3 separate regions of the Mus musculus genome follow, and regions 2 and 3 are each linked to region 1. A link is a loop called in an ENCODE intact Hi-C map of the cell type or tissue named here. Cell type or tissue: left cerebral cortex. All regions are shown on one strand. Region 1 holds the start of Ppara (peroxisome proliferator activated receptor alpha). Region 2 overlaps Ppara (peroxisome proliferator activated receptor alpha). Region 3 overlaps Ppara (peroxisome proliferator activated receptor alpha).

The links. Peaks named below come from ENCODE experiments on the same cell type or tissue, not always from the same donor. Only the 100,000 strongest peaks of a DNase experiment are listed, where the experiment ranks them.
Region 2: a loop joins it to region 1, with 2.2 times the contacts of the local background. A loop is called at or near these places in 5 of 42 quality-filtered maps.
Region 3: a loop joins it to region 1, with 2.2 times the contacts of the local background. A loop is called at or near these places in 6 of 42 quality-filtered maps.

Annotation. Positions count from the first base shown.
Region 1 is chr15:85,734,594-85,737,093 of GRCm38, forward strand. It overlaps Ppara (peroxisome proliferator activated receptor alpha), which reads left to right and starts at 1,183. Exons shown (of 8, transcript NM_011144.6): 1 at 1,183-1,503; 2 at 2,201-2,285. In left cerebral cortex, a CTCF peak has its summit at 1,025 (motif pointing left); a DNase peak (open chromatin) is centred at 841; H3K4me3 peaks cover 1,737 bases; H3K27ac peaks cover 1,008 bases.
Region 2 is chr15:85,786,362-85,788,861 of GRCm38, forward strand. It overlaps Ppara (peroxisome proliferator activated receptor alpha), which reads left to right. Exons shown (of 8, transcript NM_011144.6): 4 at 747-907. Among named protein-coding and RNA genes, the nearest start is that of Cdpf1, 24 kb to the right of the region's middle. In left cerebral cortex, no CTCF peak of the experiment used is centred here; no DNase peak of the experiment used is centred here.
Region 3 is chr15:85,796,410-85,798,909 of GRCm38, forward strand. It overlaps Ppara (peroxisome proliferator activated receptor alpha), which reads left to right. Exons shown (of 8, transcript NM_011144.6): 7 at 1,407-1,854. Among named protein-coding and RNA genes, the nearest start is that of Cdpf1, 14 kb to the right of the region's middle. In left cerebral cortex, no CTCF peak of the experiment used is centred here; no DNase peak of the experiment used is centred here.

The DNA.
Region 1 (2,500 bases):
CACACATTTCGTTCCCAAAGGAGCGGCGTCCTGGGGCGTTGGCACCTCGGGGGGCATGTGCATTCCGTGACTGAAGATCCAAGGACGACACAAGCAAAGCGGCTGCTCTGGGTCGCAGCCTGCTCCCAGTTGCAGCCTCCCGCCTGCGCTGTCAGTTGGCAGAGCCCCAGTGCCTGAGCTGGACACAGTCAGCCCCTCAACCCCTGAAGCGTATGCAGAGGGGCCACAGCCCGGGGCGGGGCAGAGGCGGAGGGTGGGTCAGAGCGGCCGCGCCTCCCTGCGACCGTCCTCGATGCCCTTCAGCCTCTGCCTTCCCCGCCCGCCACACCCACCCTGGCACCTTGGCCACCTGTTGCCGCGTGCCCCAGCTCGCTCTTCCTTTCTCCCCATTTCTCATCCTGGGACTCTAAAGATCAGATTCCGCCTGTCCGTCCACCTCCCCACGAACTCCCGGGACTCGGGGAACAAGCTGTGCGATCTAGACCAGCTCAACGAGGGCACCCGGAGGAAAGCTCAACCCAGACCCGCAGCCTTGAACTTCAGTCCTGGCCGGTGCGCGGGGCTGGGAGCAGGAGGGAGTGCGCGCCAAGGCGCACCCTTCCCACCGACTGTTCTCCCCCGTCGGGTGACCTTGGGCAGTCCCTTCACCTAACCCGCCTCAGTTTACCAACGGATGCCCGGGCCCCGAGGCACTAAATGGGCATCGAGGAGAGCTGCCCCGGGCCTCTTAGGCCCCGCCCTCCCCCGCAGCAGCCAATCAGACACTGCCGTCCAGGGGGTGTGTCTCGCCCTGAGCCGGGGCCCGGGCCTAGGGGGCGGAGTTTCCGGGGCGGTCACCTCGCCGCGGGACCCCGCAGGGGACGTCCGAGGGGCGGCGCGTGTCGTGGGGGCGCGGCTGGCACGGGCGCGCGTAGGCGGTGCCGGGCCGGGGCCCCGGACGCTACGGTCCCACGACAGGGGTGACGGGGGCGGAGGCAGCCGCTTACGCCCCTCCTGGCGCCTCCTCCTGGGCGCGCTTGGCCCTGCGGACCCGCAGGCGGAGTGCAGCCTCAGGTGCCCAGGGGCTGGAGGGCACGCGCGAGGGCGGGGAGCCAGGCGTCCCCTGTCCCGGGACAGTGAGGTGGGTGGACAGGGAGGGGAGGGGCTCGGTGGCGCATGCGCGCGGACTAGGGGCGCGGGTCTGGAGACCCACAGCCACTGGAGAGGGCACACGCTAGGAAGGGCACACGCGTGCGAGTTTTCAGGGCCCGCGGAACTGTCCGCCACTTCGAGTCCCCTGGAGCGCCGTGCGCCGGCTCCGAACATTGGTGTTCGCAGCTGTTTTGGGGGCTGGAGGGTTCGTGGAGTCCTGGAACTGGAGCGACGCTGGGTCCTCTGGTTGTCCCCTGGAGGGGAGGGCACACGGGCGGGGACATCGGGGCGCTCCCTTCTCACGGCGTGGTGCATTTGGGCGTATCTCACCGGGAGGCGTTTCCTGAGACCCTCGGGGAACTTAGAGGAGAGGTAACTGGAGGCTCCCTGACAGACTGATTCTGGGGTCACAGCCTAGGCTTTGCTGGGGACCTGAGAAACGCTGCCGGTGGGTTTGAGTCAACAGCAGCGGACCCTCTTTGAACACTAGTTTCCTCATTGCTCCTGATCGTAGTGGGGCGATGTTGGCCCCAACAGTAGGGTAGAGACGATGCCAAAGTTACCCTATGTCTCTGCCCTCCAGAGGCCAGTGCCACAGCGGGTCCTGTGTGGGGCCAGCTTTAGTCTCCTCTGTGCAGTGGCTGCGCGGCTGGCCTGATATGGGTAAAGGGAGCCGGGAGTGCCCGTGTGCTAGTCCGGAGGGTGACTCTGCCCCAATATCCACTCCAACTAGCCTGAAATAACTGCACCTCTCCTTTTCCCAAACTTTTTTTTTTTTAATTTAAAGGAGAGAATGTTCAGATACTAAAGAAAATCTACGGTGGTATATAATGTCTTTGGGGGCACTCTGCCACTGGGGTGCTCACGGGCCCCCAACCCCAACCTACTCCCTTCCTCTAAGGAAAGCAGAAAGGCTCCTTGGGGGAGGAGCACGGAACTTTCTTGGGCGACCCTGGGACACTGTAGTGGTTGCAGGCAACAGGGTCACAGTGACTTTCCCAAGGTGGTGGAGAGTTGGGGGAGATCCAGAGAACATATTGTAACCGGTTCCTTCTTTAACGTTCTACAGCCAAGTTGAAGTTCAAGGCCCTGCCTTCCCTGTGAACTGACGTTTGTGGCTGGTCAAGTTCGGGAACAAGACGTTGTCATCACAGGTAAAGAGGATTAATGGACGGCTTCCAGACTGGAATATTGTAAACGCTGTCTTTGGTTGCACTTCAGACTAGCAACAGGGCTTGGATAGTGGTTATTTTGTGGTGGAATAGTAAATGTCTTTTCAGGGCTCAGGAAGCCAGGTAAATGGGTAGTCCATGTTTCAGTTCTGGGAAAGTGCGTTTGCTTCATGGGAACCGCATTTCTTTATGGCAGG
Region 2 (2,500 bases), 52 kb after region 1:
GTTTTCTATTGGTTAATTTTAAGACTTCACCGCATCTTTTAGACACTAGACTTTTATTGGGTGGATTTTTAGATTTATCTTCTCCCAGGCTCTGCCCTTTCTCTTTTTCCCTGTCTTTCCTTTCCTCTCCTTTTTCAATTCTCTTTCTCTGTCTTATTCTCAGCATGTTTTTTTTTCTCCCCTCTCAACACACACTCTTTTGGTTTTCCTTCACTTTTCTCTCCTATTTCTCTACATATTCTCCTGCCTCTTCTGCCTCCATCTCTGCCTCCATCTGTCTCTGTCTCTGACTCGGTCTCTGTCTCACTCTATAGCCCAGGCTGGTCTTAAGCTCACAATCCTCTTACCTTAGCTATTGGATTTTAGGGTTGAAACCATTTGTCAGAACACTTGTGGGTATGACTAGTCTATTGAAACAGTGACAACAAAATTGGAAAGCAGCCAGCTCTGTGTTGAGCCCATGGCACGGGAGGCTGGGGCCCCCGTGGAGGTCCTGTAATATGGCCTCTGAAGAACTGGAGATAGGGTATGAGTCAGGAGACAGGCTAGCACACGTGAGCCTCAAGAATGGTGGCACCATGATAAGTAACCATGGGCAGTGTACAGCCAGGGGCGGGGCTGACTCAAGAGAGGCACCTGCTCACATCACACATCCCCCTCTTACGAAAAGGTATCTTCCCAAAGATCTGATTCTGTCATGGGTGGTAACACCCCAGGTTTCACATACTTTCCTCTTCCATCTGTAGACACCCTCTCTCCAGCTTCCAGCCCTTCCTCAGTCAGCTGCCCCGTGATCCCCGCCAGCACGGACGAGTCCCCCGGCAGTGCCCTGAACATCGAGTGTCGAATATGTGGGGACAAGGCCTCAGGGTACCACTACGGAGTTCACGCATGTGAAGGCTGTAAGGTAAGGAGGCCCTGGGGGGGAGGGGGAGGTGGCCACACAGCTCGACGCCTTTGCTCCTCTACGAGACGGCTGTCAGCACTCCTAGGCCTACAGAAGGAGCAGAGAACTGGCTTCTGTGGCAGGTTGACTCCCCTTCTGACAGTCTAGGGCAGGTTGCTTTGCTGTACTTTGTAGACATCTGAGAGGCGCATATTCTTTAAACCAAAATGAACAAGGAAACAAAAAGAGCAGTCCATTTAAAAATGACTCTTCCCATGGTACGAAGTATAGACTACGCACTTTACCTCAGGACCACCCCAGAAGCCAGCTAGAGCAGAGGTGACCATGTAGAGGAATGTGTTTACCTGTGACCTCAGGACCTCTCCAGAGGCCAGCTAGGGCAGAGGTTACCATGTGTTGAGCAAAGGTGTTCTGTCCCTAGCTCTGAGTCCACGGTACCTAGCTCCTGTAACTGACCTCCAGCCAGTCACTTCTGGCACAGACTGACACCCTCCTAACCCCCTGCACCCTCCTGTTGTAGCTTTCTCCCCAGTGAGAGTCAACTTGACCTCTAGACAGGCATGAGCCCGCCCTCGTGTACAAAAAGTGAATCCCCTTCTGCTGCACGGACATTTTCAAGTTTGTCAGTTCATGGACACCACGTATGGAAAATTGAGAAATGTACATACTCACTTAAAATCCAAAGGCTTCCTTCCTAGTACCTCCTGGAAGTGTCCAGGGTCTGAGGAAATAGTCTAGACTTTCCGGTACCTTCTTGAAGAAGTGTTGCCATCTCTCTTTGGTGGGCCTGGTCTTACAAGCCTAGTGCGTGGTAACAGTGAGCCCAGATCAAAGGTCTGACGCTCCCTGGCATTTAGAGCCCTTGCTTCTCGCTCTTCCTCTCCATCCCATAGGTCCTTCTGACATCCTACCTCACACACCTAGGTGAGGAACCTCCCCCTTCTGGTCCTCCAGCCCCCAAGAAAGCCTTGAGAGCCCACTATCTCAGGCTAGAGGAAGAAGCAAAAGCAAAGAACCCAAAAAGCCAAAATAAACCCCTTCCTGAGTTTTCTATCTGTGTAGCCCTTTGGGATGGGGCCCTCCATCAAGGCCATGTCTAATCATCCTGGCTTTTTTTGAGCTCAAGCTCTGTTCTTCCTGGGTATAGCCTTGACGCTGCTATAAAGCAAGAGTTGTTGTTTCAGAATAGCCATTTTCCTCTCGTTATAACGTTTTCTCTTAGGGACTTGGTGTTGTCTTCCCCGGGCTGGTAGGGTCTTTCTAAGATCGCTCTGAACTCTGCCTTAGCACATCAGTTTCCGTTTTCAATGTAGAGACATACATTTCCTATTTGCCCCAGTTAGACGGGACTTTTCTAGAACTTCAACACATAGTTTCTTAGAGATGGTAGGACTGGGCTGTGGCTCAGCTGGGAGAGAACTTGCCTAGCATGCATGAAGCCCCGGGTTGGCTCCTCAGAACCCCATAAAGCCAGGCATGGTGGTGCTTAGCCAAGTGTGTCCAGCACTCGAGAGGTGGAAGCAGGAAGGTCAAGAGTTCAAGCCCGTCTTTGGCCGCCAGAGCAAGCTCTTTGCCTGGCTGGGCTCCGTGAGG
Region 3 (2,500 bases), 62 kb after region 1:
GCTGAGTGCGCATTTGTCTCTTGGGAGTGGTGTAGCCATCGCTATGTGAATGCGTCATCTCGCAGCTAATTGTCTTTGGTCACTTTATTTGCTTGTCCCATTGCTGTGACAAAATACCTGGCAAGTGTAAATTAACATTGGGTTCATTTTAGCTTGCAGTTTGAGGGTCAGGTCCCTCATGGTAGGGAAGGCAAGAACATGAGGCAGCTGGTCACATGGTAGCCACAGCCAGGAAGCAGAGATGAACAGTCTGGAGCTCTAGCCTAGGGAATGGTGCCCCCCACACTCAGGGTGGATCTTACTTACGGTTGTCTCATAGGTGATTCTGAATCCCACCATTTGACAATCCGGATTAACCATCACACACACACACACACACACACACACACACACACACACTCAGAGAGAGAGAGAGAGAGAGAGGAGTGACAAAGCTGGCCTGCTCAGTAGACTTTATAAAGTGGCAGACCTGCAGGTGTGGATGCCATGGTACTGCATCGGAAAGGGAGCCCGGCTGGGATCTGGGATCTGGCCCTTGTTCCAGGACAGGCCGCTGACACAAGGCTTGTGTTTTCTGCACTGGAGGGCGGTCTCCTTCTTGCTCTATAGAGCTGAACAAGGCCTGTTTGCTGATTTCTACACGAAGCCAGTCCTGATCATCATATATTTATACACCAGATTTATTCAAAAGTCGGTGCTAAATAATGATCGTTACCTTCAAAGGGTGTGTGCATGTAAATGTAGTACCCCAGGAGGTTAGACAAGAGCACTAAGTCCCCTGGAGCTGGAGTCACACGCAGCTGTGAGCTGCCCATCATAGATACAGGAAACTGAACTCTGGTCCTCTGGATAAGCAGGCAGTACACACTTGTCATCACTGAGCCACCTCCGCAGCCTCTTTGTTTTTTAGTATTGCAATCCCTACCTAAGGTGAGGAAGTAATAATGATTATCTTCTAGATTTTCATTTGTTTTTTTCTATTTTGTATGTGCGGGTGCTCTGGCTGTGTTTATGCCTGTGTACCTCCTCCTTCCTGTGCGGTACTGCACAGGTCAGAAGAAGGCATTTCATTCTCTGGGCCTGGAGCTACAAATGGTTGTGAGCTGGGAATGGAACCAGTGTGTTCTACAAGAGCAGCAAGCGCTCTTCCCCCCTGAGTCATCTCTCCAGCCCTGACAACAATCATCTTACTGACTTACACTGTTAGCTTTCTGCAAAATCTTACGTTGTCTGAGTTTGAAACTGTCCAAGGATGGGACTGCACTGCACGTGTACTTGGAATCATCCTACCACCCAGCTTGGCGATTGGGACACAGTAGCTGCTGCTGGCTCATTGATGTTTAAGGGGGACTGCATAGTTTGTCATAGAATTGTCACTTGACTAACTGGACCACCTTCCCTTGTAGCCTTTTGTCATACATGACATGGAGACCTTGTGTATGGCCGAGAAGACGCTTGTGGCCAAGATGGTGGCCAACGGCGTCGAAGACAAAGAGGCAGAGGTCCGATTCTTCCACTGCTGCCAGTGCATGTCCGTGGAGACCGTCACGGAGCTCACAGAATTTGCCAAGGCTATCCCAGGCTTTGCAAACTTGGACTTGAACGACCAAGTCACCTTGCTAAAGTACGGTGTGTATGAAGCCATCTTCACGATGCTGTCCTCCTTGATGAACAAAGACGGGATGCTGATCGCGTACGGCAATGGCTTTATCACACGCGAGTTCCTTAAGAACCTGAGGAAGCCGTTCTGTGACATCATGGAACCCAAGTTTGACTTCGCTATGAAGTTCAATGCCTTAGAACTGGATGACAGTGACATTTCCCTGTTTGTGGCTGCTATAATTTGCTGTGGAGGTAAGTGGATCTGTCACTCGCAGGTGTTCACCGGCTTCCCCTTCTGTAGGAACTCAGTGGTTGTCAATATGGTGCCAATATGTATGCCGATATAGTGACGTGAGCTCTGGCAGGGTTGGGTGATGTCTTGAGTAACTTCAAATTTCTGTGGAGTGGAACTGAGTGAGAACAGTATAGCTATGATACATTGTAGCTGCATTCTATTACAGTATCCACTAATGTATAGTAGCATATAATATGTATACATTAAACATATACTCCACTGGTAATATACAATTATATCAAATATAAGCATCTGAGATACACATGATATACTGTGATGAGTTGTACTATTATCATCATAATTACTGTAGTAGATAAGAGTCTGGAAAGTAGAGTGCAGGTTTAGGTGCAGTGCTATCCCCGTTAATACTGATGTTAATTCACACTGAAAACTACCCTGCTCTCTGGAAGGAGCTGCAAGTTCTGCTCTGCCAGAAGGAACGATCGCAGGGAAGGCAGAGCCAGACCTCTCTGGGGAAGCTGGCGGCATGGTCCCCGATGTTTGGCTTAGCAGTCCACTTCTTTAAATAGCCATGTCTCTTGTCTAGGAAGGTTATCCACCTACTGTAAGCCCAACTGACCTTGCCTGGCCTTGGCATAGACC